Linked DNA regions of Homo sapiens: region 2 is linked to region 1. Evidence: chromatin contacts called from ENCODE Hi-C or POLR2A ChIA-PET data. All regions are on one chromosome and are shown on one strand. Each heading gives the region's core, a stretch centred on a gene start or an enhancer-like site at or near the end of the contact. The rest is flanking DNA. Distances are from core to core; before and after follow the strand shown.

Region 1 (6,670 bases), core at 1,929-4,428:
TTATATATATATATCTCTCTTATATTTTATATATATACAATCACTCAGAGCTGCTTATGGGATTTCCCTGGTAGCAATGCAGTTATCTCCAAATGTATCTTTATTTATGCACATTAAAAACTTTTTTACTTGTTTCATTTGGGTCTCTTTAACAATTCCTTTTTATTTGTAAAGACTCCTTTAAATTATACCTTTTTTTCCCAGCCATTTATTGAATATTCAGTGGTTTAGACTAAGGGATTTAGAAATGTATTTACAGTAATTCTTGGCTTCACTATGCAGAAAATTAAAGTGCAAAGAGAAAATAAACACCTAGAAGAGAATGTTTTCCAGAATTTACATATGGTTATTTTGTCACCTGCTGCCTTCTTTGAACTCATATACACAGATGCTAATACCCCCACTCTAAATGTTCAACAAGGCATTTTTATTCTGCTTTTTTGCAGAATGCTGATCAACGTCAAGAATTCTTCCAGTCATGTATAATGAAGACGGCATTTGATTATCATTCTGAATGACTTCAACCTATCAGGACAACTTCTCCCAGAGACTACTTTGTTCAATAATATAAAGCACCACCACCATTATTAAGAGTCAAAAAGCACTGAACCGGAGAAAGCAGTTACATACAAATTTTGTCATTTGATAGAATCAACCAAATATATAAACAAGAATCCTGACATCTTAAAGATAAAGAAATCAGTAAACAAATAAAAGAAGTACCAAAGTACCACTCATGATCATACCATTCTCTCTGTCCATTATTATACAACCGGCTAATGATTTTAAATAGCTATCAAACTGGTAAATGCAAGGCTTTCGACTGCCTCCAATAAGAAAAACTGATAACTTAAAAAATATCTGCAGTAAGGGCAGGCTGACAATGCCTGGCATATACTAGGAACTCAAAAAATGATTGCTAGACAAATTTAAGAGCCTTCATGGGATGAACAAAATATAAATCAGTTCTTATGAAAAAATGTATTTTTTAAAGACTTTGAAAAAGAAAATGATATTCACATGTATACTCTTCTATTTTTATTTATATTTTAAAATATGACTTACGTCCACAAATATTAACTGTGGATTGAATCTGCGTAAGAGAGAGCTTAAAATCCTCATTTGCCTCTTCAAATCTCTCTAGTTCAGCAATTCACAGTAACTTAAGAAAAGTAAATAGAGTGCTAAATTAAAAATTCACTCTTGGCCAGGCATGGTGGCTCACACCTGTAATCCCAGCACTCTGGTAGGCCAAGGCAGGTGGATTACAAGGTCAAGAGATCGAAACCATCCTGGCTAACCAAGAGAAACCCCGTCTCTACTAAAAATACAAAAATTAGCTGGGCCTGGTGGCAGGCACCTGTAGTACCAGCTACTCGGGAGGCCGAGGCAGGAGAATCGCTTGAACCCTAGAGGCGGAGGTTGCAGTGAGTCGAGATCACACCACTGCACTCCAGCCTGGCCACAGAGTGAGACTCCATCTCAAAAAAAAAAAAAAAAAAAAAAAAAAATTCATTCTTACCTGTCACAGCATAAGACTGCTGGTACTACAGGAAATGAGACTGGTTTGAATTGTCTATGTAAGTTTTTCAAGGATTTTTATTGACAATTTCAGGTGCTGCTCATAGTCTTCTGTCCACAAAACTATTATTAAATTTCAAACCCTCAAATGAAAAATATTAAACAGCAATGTACCCCTCAAGATGGGAAGCAAAACTTACTTCAAGTTGAAAAAGTTCTCCAGCTCCCTCAGAGTCATTGGATGTGATTATTGGAGTATGAATATGTACAAAGCCACTGTCCTGAAAAAGAAAACCACTGTTTTCAGGATATTTGCACATTCAACAATTCCAAGAACACACATCCTCTTATAGTATTAAAATGGCACACTAAGCAGATGCTGTATCAAATCCCTCCCTAATCCCCTAAATATTAAGACTACTGAAAATCAGTTGAGTGTTTTAACTACCCACAGGGGCACAAATAATTTTAATTCAGGAACACACTTAGACATTAACTAGTCCAACATCTTCATTTCAAAGATAAGGAAGTTAAGGCCCAGACAGATTTAGTGACTTTCCACAAGTTACACAATTAGTCAGTGGCTGAGCCAGGACTAGAACCTAGGTCTTCATGCTCTCTCTTTAGTACTATATTCTCTTCCCATTTCTCTAACATTTTGGTGGTGATTTAACAAACACATACGCACACTATAGGCTAATGCATAATGATGCTGCCCACGTTGCTAGAGGAATACAAAGCGATCAGTATAAACTTATCTTGAAATATGACCTCAATTGTAATGAACCACCAAAAAAGGAGAAAAAGTAGACAAATAGAGACTGAATAAACAAACAGCAAAAAAAGGCAGAAATGATCTTTAGGAGGTCTCTGTCATTAAACTGATGGCACAATGGACTCCACATGGCACAGGCAGTGTACTTCCTTTGCCTGAAGGAATATTCTGAGCAGCAGCAAATCCATCCATTACCGAGGTCCCCAAATGGAGCTCTTCCGAACAAAAGTCTGAGACTATTTCCATTAGTGAACCACAAAAGCTGTTGCTAGTCAGCAACTTCAAGGTTATGCTTCTTTCATTTTGACTATGGATGTAAGCAAAAGGTTACACACAATGTAGATGTTTGCAGGGTGGGACTGCAGGTAACGAAAAGTGAATTTATAATAGAAATGTAGGATAGTACATGCTTAATGCAAAATTTTGGTCTTGGAATCAATACAATAAATTCTTAAATACATATCTCTGCCAAGTTTGGTGGAGTGTAGATTGTCTCTATGCATTACTAGGGACCTCCCGAATATGATCCTTCTCAAATTCAAGTATTCTGGCTATAATACAAAGTATTCAGTCAACAACTTGCCTTATGATGTGGACTGATTAAATATTCAAGCTCTAAATTAGCAGTCTCAGAAAGTATTAAAATGTACACTTAATCTGACAGCAACATGCCCAGAGGTGCTGCACAGAGCACATTATAGAAAACCAATAAAATCTGATCAATAACATTACTGCATAAAATTTTTATCTCCTAGGAGCCAAGAATCATGGACATGAAACATTTCTTCCACATGAACGTAGGCAACTATGAACATGAGTGCAGTAAACAAAGAAAGGAAGTGAAAAATCCAAAGGAAACGAGGGTGGGGAAGGGGAGGTGGAGAGGGAGGAGAAAATTTAACGGCTAAACATGATTGCCCAAGTTAGAACTGGTCAAATGCCACAAGAAACAGCACTGTAAATCTTAGGAAAATAACTGAGATTTTTTTTTAAATCACACACCTAGTGGGAATTATTTTTAATACTTAACTAATGCTAAACATTACAAAAGGGCCCAGCAGCTTTCGCTGCTTTAAAACTGCTAGCAAGGCTTATCAAAGTTCCTAACGTTACCAAATGCTAATAAAGGAGAGAGTACAAAGGAAGAATAATACAGCCGTGCAAACAAAGTCCAAAAAAGTGAAAGCGGGTGGGGGAGTAAAAAGAATAAAAGGAAAGTAAATAGCAAGGAGTGGTTAAGTATTGTCAGTATGTGCCTCAAATAGGTTTCCAGTGTCACTTATTTATACTGTCCCGCAGCAAAGGGGCTCCTAAGTAGAAACATGAAGGCCAGAAAAGAGGCCAAAAATAAAAGCAACCACTTTCACCCAATTTTTCAGATTCCACCCATCACCTCCAAGTATTTAAATATTTTAATACACATTCTAAAACCAGATATTTTATAAGGCTCTGAGTATCCCAAAATTATAAAGTTCATACATTACGGCCCATACACATCAGTAAGAGAAGACTAATAGATTATCTTTTTCTTTCACGTGAAACTGAAATAACTATTATTTAATCAGAATCAACAAAAAAGGAAACGTGAAAGGAATTGCTAGCCACAGGCAGGCCATAGACAACATAAAGTGACAGCAAGAACAGATTTTAAAATTCCATAAAGAGGCCAGGAGCAGTGTCTCACGCCTGTAATCCCAGCACTTTGGGAGGCTGAGGCGGGTGAATCACCTGAGGTCAGGAGTTTGAGACTAGCCTGACCAACATGGTAAAACCCAGTTTCTACTAAAAAATACAAAAATTAGCCCGGTGTGGTAGTGCACACCTGTAGTCCCAGATACTCAGGAGGCTGAGGCAGAGGTTGCAGTGAGCCGAGATCACGCCACTGTGCTCTAGCCTGGGTGACACGGCGAGACTCTGTCAAAAAACAAAAAACAAAAAACAAAAAACAAAAAACATAAACAGCAGTCACAGGAACTCAAAGGCATAGCAATTTGGAGACATTCTACACAAAGGTAAAGAATACTCCACATAGGCTGGGGCACAGTGGCTCATATCTGGACCCTAGCACTTTGGTTGGTCCAGGCAGGATTGCTTGGGCCTAGGAGTTCAAGACCAGCTTAGGCAACACAGTGAGATCCCATCTCTACAAAAAATACATTAAAAAAAACGAGCCAGGCACAGTGGTGCATGCCTATAGTCCCAGCTACTTGGGAGGCTGAGGTAGGAGGATCAATTGGGCCTGGGGGATTAAGGTGGCAGTAAGCCATGACTGCACCACTGCACTCCAGCCCGGACAACAGTATGAGACTTCATCTCAAAACAACAACAACAAAAATACTTCACATAGTCAGTGGCAGGCTTTGAAAACGCTGCCATACAGAGAAGAACAATCCCTGATACTCACAGGAAGAACCTCGACTCACTGAGAAAGAAAGAGCAGAATCTTTTCTACTGGCTCACTGAGGAAGAGGGGAAAGTAAGTAATTCATTTTAGGAACACTTCCACTGGAATTTAGAAAAAATTGGTGCCTAAAGAGAAAATTCCTCAGTTATTTCAGAAACTTGGCTTTACTGAATGACTCATTCCTTGAGGATTCTAAATAGCCAAGTTTTAGTACATAACAAGTATGTCAGTTTTATGAGCAAACAAGGTTATACAAAAAATATTTTTCATACTCAAACCAAGAAATAACCTTAGATCCTTAAAGTGTCTTAAAAGTACTGTTCAAGTTTCCATTTTTCCCCCACATTTCTATATTTTAATTAACAAAACTGAAACTTACGAAAATTTTTTATTTGGAGGCTTAACATCTTTTAGCAAACCCAAAGTAACAGATCAAAGAAACACTACAAAATACTAGGTAACATATAACTATTACTTAATATGCCTTATAGTACTACAGAAAGGGTTCTTTAAACAACTAATCCTAAGTATCACACATAAAGGTAGATAACTATCACACATAAAGGTAGGTAACAGAATTATATTCTCCAGGTCTTTACAAATACTAAGTGAATTTATTACTACTCAAAAAGTGTCTATTTTTGTAACTACTCTATCACGAATGGTGCTAAAATTCAAGTTATTTCCAACCACTTGAATTTTTTTTTTTTTTTTTTTTTGAGACAGAGTCTTACTCTGTCGCCAGGTTGGAGTGCAGTGGCGCAATCTCGGTTCACTGCAACCTCCGCCTCCCGGATTCAAGTGATTCTCCTGCCTCAACCTCCCAAGTAGCTGGGACTACAGGCACGCAACACCACGCCCAGCTAATTTTTGTATTTTTAGTAGACACGGGGTATCACCATGTTGGCCAGGATGGTCTCGATCTCTTGACCTCGTGATCTGCCTGCCTCGGCCTCCCAAAGTGCTGAGATTTCAGGAGTGAGCCACAGCGCCCGGCCATGAATGTTTTTCAAATTTCATTTTAGTAATTTTTGGCCAGGGTTGGTGGCTCACGCCCGCAATCCCAGCACTTTGGGAGGCTGAGGTGGTTGGATCACCTGAGGTCAGGAGTTAGACCAGCCTGGCCAACATAGTGAAACCCCGTCTCTACTAAAAATACAAAAATTAGCTGGGTGTGGTGGCACGCACCTGTAGTCCTAGCTACCTGGGAGGTTGTGGGAGGAGAATCCCTTGAACCCAGGAGGCGGAGGTTGCAGTGAGCCAAGATCATGCCACTGCACTCCAGCCTGGGCAACAGAGTGAACTCTGTATCAAAAAAAAAAAAAAAAAAAAAAATATATATATATATATATGTATACACACACACAGTATTATTATTATTATTATTATTATTATTATTATTGAGATGGAATCTCGCTCTGTTGCCCAGGCTGGAGTGCAGTGGCGCAGTCTCTACTCACTGCAACCTCCGCCTCCCGGGTTCAAGCAATTCTACCTCAGCCTCCCGAGTAGCTGGAACTACAGGCACACGCCACCATACCCAGCTAATTTTTTTGTATTTTAGTAAAGACAGGGTTTCACCGTGTTGCCAGGGCTGGTCTTGAACTCCTGAACTCAGGCAATCCGCCTGCCTTGGCCTCCCAAAGTGCTAGGATTACAGGTGTGAGCCACTGTGCCCAGTAATAATAATATTTTTAAGACAGGATCTCACTCTCCTGCCCAGGCTGGAGTTCAGTGGCACAAACACGGATCACTGCAGCCTCCACCTCCTGGGCTCAAGTGATCCTCCTGCCTCAGCTTCCTGAGTAGGTGGGACTATAGGCACATGCCACCATGCCTGGCTAATTATTTTTACTAGAGACCAAGTCTCACTATGTTGCCTAGGCTGGTCTCCAACTCCTGGGCTCAAAAGATCCTCCTGCCTCAGCCTCCCCAAGTGCTGGGATTACAGATGTGAACCACTGCACCCT
Region 2 (6,412 bases), core at 2,518-5,017, 190 kb before region 1:
CTTTAACCTACTTTGTGCCAGACAACATTCTGGTCATGAGAAAAAAGCAATGAACAAAACAGACAAAAATCCTGCCTTCGAAGGGCATATGGTCTGGAAGTGTAAAGGGTCAGGTAGGTACATATATGAGTGACTGGTGTGTGCATGTATGTGTGCGTGCGTGCATGTGATACAGCAGACTAGAAAGCATATGCTTTGGCTTAAATGGAAAGCTACCACCCAGTTCCAGCTAATTGCTGCTAGGCAGAAATTTGGGCCCAGTGTTCCCAGATCTGGAAGCTGGACATTTTACGGATTTTATGTAAGAGATCTCAGCTTTTAACAATCTACGACTAATTAAAAGTGTTTAAAACACTGCAGGCCAAGCAAAACACTTTATAGATGGAATTCAGGCTAAAGATACCAGTCTATAATCTGTCTTAGAACATGTATCATGATTTTTGGCTTAGAGATGCAGTCACTTCATATAGTGTTATAAACCAAGTGCTACTGGGCTGCAGGCAGAAGATCCAGCCTCTCAGCCAGTATTAAGGAGGTGAGAGCATTTAGCCTGAGCTCCTTCAGAAAACATCTCAGAATATGTCAGTGCTTAATTTTCTTTTTCTTTTTTTTTTTTTTTTTTTTTGAGACGGAGTCTTGCTCTTCCCCCCAGGCAGTGGCGCTATCTCTGCTCACTGCAAGCTCCGCCTCCCGGATTCACGCCATTCTCCTGCCTCAGCCTCCCGAGTAGCTGGGACTACCGGCACCCGCCACTGCGCCCGGCTAATTTTTTGTATTTTTAGTAGAGACGGGGTTTCACCGTGTTAGCCAAGATGGTCTCAATCTCCTGACCTCGTGATCCGCCCGCCTCGGCCTCCCAAAGTGCTGGGATTACAGGCGTGAGCCACTGCGCCCGGCTGTCAGTGCTTAATTTTCTATTCTTTGTTCACTTCTCACAGCACTTACTGGCCACATCCATGAGTTGCCACATGCTGAGGTATTTCTTTGCTAAGAATGGCAAGACCATTTTGTTCAACCAGGAAGTCCATGAACAGCAACTCAACCAATGCATCTGCCTTGATGGTTTGATTATTCAACAGATTAATACTGTTCATGAATATGATTAATTCTGATCTACTCTATAATAGGCTTGCTATTTAGAAATATAGTAAACTTCTGTCACCTGAAATTCTCAAGTGAGGGACTTTATGTAAATTATCCTGGACAAAAAAATTTCCTATAGTTAAATCACGTTTGTGCAGAAGTCACTGAAATACAGTACTGATGGCTGAAAAGCAAGCTACAAATTAAATATATAAATTACTACACAAATAGTCACAATACAAACAAATGTTTTAATAAAAATAGAAACAAAGCATACTACACGAAGGAAGAATTTCACTAAATACTAGTGCATACCAAATGAGAAAAGGAACAATTAACCCTAATAAAAGCTGGTCTTTCACTACATATGTTTGTAACAGAACTACACAGCATGTTAACAAACTGAAAAAAAAAAGACAAGACAGCAAAAATAAACTCTATAGGTTTAAATCTTCAACTTCAGACCCCAGAAAAGCATCTTTAAAGTCAGATAAGTCCAGGCATGGCGGCTCATGCCTATAACCCCAGCACTTTGGGAGGCTGAGGTGGGAGAATTGCTTGAGGCTAGGAGTTTGAGACCAGCCTGGGAAACACAGCGAGACCCCATCGCTACAAACAAATTTTTTAAAAATTAAAAAATTTTTTAATTTGTTTAAAATTAATAAATTTACTTATTAAATAAATTTATATTTACGGGCATGGTGGCATGTGCCTGTAGTCCCAGCTACTCAGGAGGCTGAGGTGGGAGGATCACTTGAGCCCAGGAGGTCAAGGCTGCAGTGAGCAATGATTGTACCACTGCACTCCAGCCTGGGTGACAGAGTGACAGAGACCCTGTCTCAAAAAAAAAAAAAAAAAAAGTCAGATAAGTAATTCTCAATGCCAGGAAAATTTATCATCCCTGCTGGTCTCCAGTTCATTGTATTAATCAATGGCAATCATTGCATTAGAAACTTGGTCACCCTGTCTTCAAAATATGGTGCTGTTGCCTTTTAACTGGGTTAGTTTACAGTGTATATAAACTTAATGATCAATCAGTGCCTCTACTGTATTTGAGCCATGACTTACTGTAGCAAAGTTAAAATCTAAAATGTAATGGAATAGCTCAAATATACCTCTGATCAGCTGTGTGGCCTATGGTTTCTTTTGGTTACCAAAATCTGGGATGTGAAACTTGCATCCCTTATACAGTGTTTTGTGTTCCCATTCTTTCTCATTAGAAGAGTCGCCTAAGGGCAGATTATCTTGCTATTAGTTTTGCTTTGGCCCAGAGTCTTTCATCTGCAAAACAGGTGTGTTGGTCACAAGGTAGTATCTGAATAAAAATTTTCAGGGGGAGAAATATATCTTACATACCAACAAGTTTAAAAAATCCAAAGGCATTTATAAGGATGGTCATTTCAGCACATTTTTTAAGTAAATAAAATACTGTAACTGCTTATCAACTGGTCAGGTTGGTTAAATTACAGTAGTATACTCGGACACTACTATAAAGATAATGAGAAAAGCTGAGCTTCATGAGCGCCCCCAGAACGTTATTCACCTAAAGGTTATCACCAGATGATGGCATCTGGCGTGGGGTTTTTTGTTTGTTTGTTTTAGCATTTCTTGATTTATAACGAACATGTACCATTTTAACAAAAGCAATAATCTTTCCTTTAAAAAAGAAAATACTGGCCGGGCGCGGTGGCTCACGCCTGTAATCCCAGCACTTTGGGAGGCCGAGGCGGGCGGATCACGAGGTCAGGAGATCGAGACCATCCCGGCTAAAACGGTGAAACCCCGTCTCTACTAAAAATACAAAAAATTAGCCGGGCGTAGTGGCGGGCGCCTGTAGTCCCAGCTACTTGGGAGGCTGAGGCAGGAGAATGGCGTGAACCCGGGAGGCGGAGCTTGCAGTGAGCTGAGATCCCGCCACTGCACTCCAGCCTGGGCGACAGAGCGAGACTCCGTCTCAAAAAAAAAAAAAAAAAAGAAAAGAAAATACAATTGACCTATATATGCAAATACGGAACTACACTCATGGTTTATTTTATCTCACAGGATTTTGGTGCACATTAATCATATGGTAGTATTCAAATATTACCTGATTTATGCTAAGTGAAAAATAACAAGGTATAAAACAGGGCAAACAGGGCAAGGGTCTGTGATGGGCAAGATGTTTTTTATTGACTACTATTGTGCCCAGGTTCTAGAAAACAGTCTGGAGCAAAGCTTACCTGTTTATCATGTGTTGCAATCTCAGAGCAGAGAGTGGGGAAAGACTGGTAGGAAAGAATAGGAGGGAAAGGAAACCAAGGCTATATGCATCAACAAACCCGCTACGGCTTAGCATGAAAACACAGACAACTGCTCATTTAGAAGGTTACAGGATGGGTTGTATGGAACTACTAATATTGTATGTGTGTGTGCGTGTGTGTGTGTATGTGTGTGTGTGTGTGTGTGTAAGGGGTAAATGGAGGAGAAAGGCAGGCAGACACGAAGCAATTTGTCTGCTGGCTCCTTCCCTTCTCCAGCTTCCAACTGCTCTGGTCAGTGATGTCAACTGCCCTCACTCCCTACTTCCAGGCTGTGTTTACCCAGCCACTCTGGACAGTCACTGGGGAAGAACACACCCCACGTTTGAACTTGAAAGTGGTAGGAGAGGCCAGGGTCTGGCCAAATGGGGCTTAGGCACATGAGTTGCTGTAGTTCTCTCCACAATGGACTTAACAGAGACCAAACCAGAGCCCCACCCTCACAGAGGGAAGATGAGACAGCCAGCACTGTTAGAAAACGTGGCAAAAGCAGCAACATCTGAAGACTCACCACTGAGCAAGCAGACTGCCTGAGGTGCAGACAGAACCAAGGGCATCTCGATAGACACACTGAGTCTCACACAACGCATACCCTTGTATACAGAATAGAACTTTAACTATCATGTATTTAAAAAACATACATTAGGAAAAACCTATACTTAGTCTATACTCAGTAGTCTAATGAAAAGGGCAGGGACTTGCAGCCAGACAGTTCTGAGATTGAAAATCCTATCCATCTGCTCCTTGTTGTGAAACGCCAAGTAGGTTGCTGATCTGTATAATCAGGATATTACATGGTTATAGTGAAGATTAAATGAGCTAAGGTGGCTAAAAGAGATGTTAGGCTCTGGCAGACATAGTGCTGCCTCTTACATAAGAGGGGCTGATTCTTTTCCTTCCCTCATTCAATCCCTCTTCCGTGTTCCTCCAGGACAACCTCACGTTATACTGCTAACATCACTCTGCCCAACATTGTTTATATTTATGATCACTCACTACACTGGCAGCTCCATGAGGATGGGATTATTTCTTTGGTGTCCACCTTTGCTGTCTAGTACAGTTCATGCTTATAGCTGGGGCTAAGCACACATTTGCTGAATGAACCAAGAACGTCAAACACCAATTCTCAGGGGAGACAGCTTTTCATAAGACCATTAGTAAAGTCACTTGAAGGACCCATGAGACTTCTAAACATAGTCTGACAGCTGTACCGGCCAGAAAGGTAGAAAAAAAATAAATAAAAGGTTTTGAAGCTAGACACATTTACATTCCAATCCCAGTTCCATCTCTTATTACAAGGGTAATATTTGGGCAAGTGACATAGACCCTCTAAAACCTTCATTCCCATAAACATAAAATCAAAATCATACTATATTTTGTAGGGCTAGTTTAAGAAATGAGATTAAATAATATAAACTATTACTCGTATGGTGTTAATCCATGTCACAAGGCACTCTTATCCTGACCAAGGTAGGGGGAGCAGAAGAGAGATTACTGCTATGAGTAAAAGGTATCTGCTTTTTTTCCTTTTCTTTTAATTCTATGCATTTTTACTGAATGTCTGCTGTGTGCCAGGCTTTGTACAAAATACCATCCTCTATAAGTTTACAAAGTGCTTTCACCTTAGCCTCTCTCTGAGCTCTCACCCTCCTGACTCTGCTTTAAGCCTGCCAAGGATACCCACTAGAAATGCTGAGAGATGAAGAGTTTCCATGACCTCTGGAACAGATGTGAATCGTAGCTCCAACGACAAAGGCAGTAAATAGGAAAGACATCCAAGTCTTGTTGATGACATAGTAAAGAGTAAGTGTGCCAAATACATTTGACCAGCCCCTAGAGGTTCCACATCTAAGGTTGGTATTATTCCCTAGGCCCACTCTACTTCTCTAAAAAAACTTATCTTTCAGGAAAAACCCTTTAAAAGAATTTAAGAATTCCTGATTTATCAGCTACTTGCAGAAAAACTGCTGAGCAAGGAAAGGGACAAAAAGCCAGTTAAAATAGAGAGGCATGGTATGTATAACCTGAATAAACCCCAGCAATCTAAGTGGCTGTCCTGGGTAGAAAGTCCAACAATCAAAAGTGAAAAAACAGTAATTCCAGTCTTTACATGCTTTCCTCAATGGATACGAGAAGAAATCAAAATCGTAACACACTTTTTATCTCTTAATCAATTCTCTCATATAATATAGTTGCTCAAGGGTCTCTCATTCACCAACCTACCCCACTCCCAACCTTCAAAACCAGTTTCAAATTTGCATTCTCCCCTTTCCCCTTTATCTTAAAAATTCTTTATTAAGAAGATTCAGCGTGTCTTCCCTATTTTTACATTTTCGCTCCATTCAGCCTATTAGAAAGAAGTAGAGTCCTGGAAGAAGACCCAGTAAGAAAGAATCCTTCCACCCTAGAAAGACTTACCACTGGGCAAGCAGACTACCTGAGGGACAGATATTACCAAGGGAATCTTGGTAGATACACTGAGTCGGTGAGAAACTAAAGGGAAGACTGTGAATACTAATATGAATAACTTGTATTTCTCTTTTGACAAATAATTGTACATGTTTATGGAGCAAACAACTCTTCTCTGTTCTATACATTATATATAGAGTCATATCTAAAGCTACTAGGTGATTATAATGACTTTTTTTTTTTTTTTTTTGAGATGGAGTTTCACTTTTGTTGCCCAGGCTGGAGTGCAATGGCGGAATCTCAGCTCACTGCAACCTCCGCCTCAGGGTTAAAGCGATTCTCCTGCCTCAGCCTCTGGAGTAGCTGGGATTACAGGCATGCATCACCACACCCGGCTAATTTTGTATTTTAGTAGAGATGGGAGTTTCTCCTTGCTGGTCAGGCTGGTCTTGGACTACTGACCTCAGGTGATCTGCCCACCTTGGCCTCCCAAAGTGCTGGGATTACAGGCGTGAGCCACCACGCCTGGCCATATAATGACTTTTTAAATCAAATAAGGGACAAGCCACAAAACAAAAAAGGTCAAAGTTTCTAAACGTAGAGATAAAAATAACACATTGAAT

What was found. A loop is a pair of places that touch in the nucleus more often than their neighbours do. ChIA-PET counts read pairs that join two places held with the same protein, here RNA polymerase II (POLR2A). Pooled maps may share reads with other maps.
Region 2: a map of CD14-positive monocyte shows a loop between it and region 1 (3-fold over the local background). The contact joins two enhancer-like sites. A Hi-C loop is called at or near these places in 2 of 168 maps with a recorded cell type or tissue (CD14-positive monocyte and Caco-2) and 1 of 50 pooled maps. POLR2A ChIA-PET finds 5 or more read pairs at or near these places in 5 of 52 experiments (B cell, Caco-2, Panc1 and 2 more).

The regions. Positions count from the first base shown.
Region 1 is chr11:78,557,818-78,564,487 of GRCh38, forward strand. It overlaps NARS2 (asparaginyl-tRNA synthetase 2, mitochondrial), which reads right to left. Exons shown (of 14, transcript NM_024678.6): 5 at 1,722-1,802. NARS2-AS1 (NARS2 antisense RNA 1) reads left to right here. Exons shown (of 4, transcript NR_120566.1): 4 at 447-748. Among named protein-coding and RNA genes, the nearest start is that of NARS2, 14 kb to the right of the region's middle. Within about 2 kb of position 3,179, at least 3 of the 41 ENCODE cell types and tissues checked have a DNase peak (open chromatin) inside an H3K27ac peak, as active enhancers do.
Region 2 is chr11:78,367,218-78,373,629 of GRCh38, forward strand. The region is part of intron 1 of GAB2 (GRB2 associated binding protein 2); the gene reads right to left. Among named protein-coding and RNA genes, the nearest start is that of GAB2, 47 kb to the right of the region's middle. RefSeq lists an enhancer at 2,961-3,911. Within about 2 kb of position 3,768, at least 4 of the 41 ENCODE cell types and tissues checked have a DNase peak (open chromatin) inside an H3K27ac peak, as active enhancers do.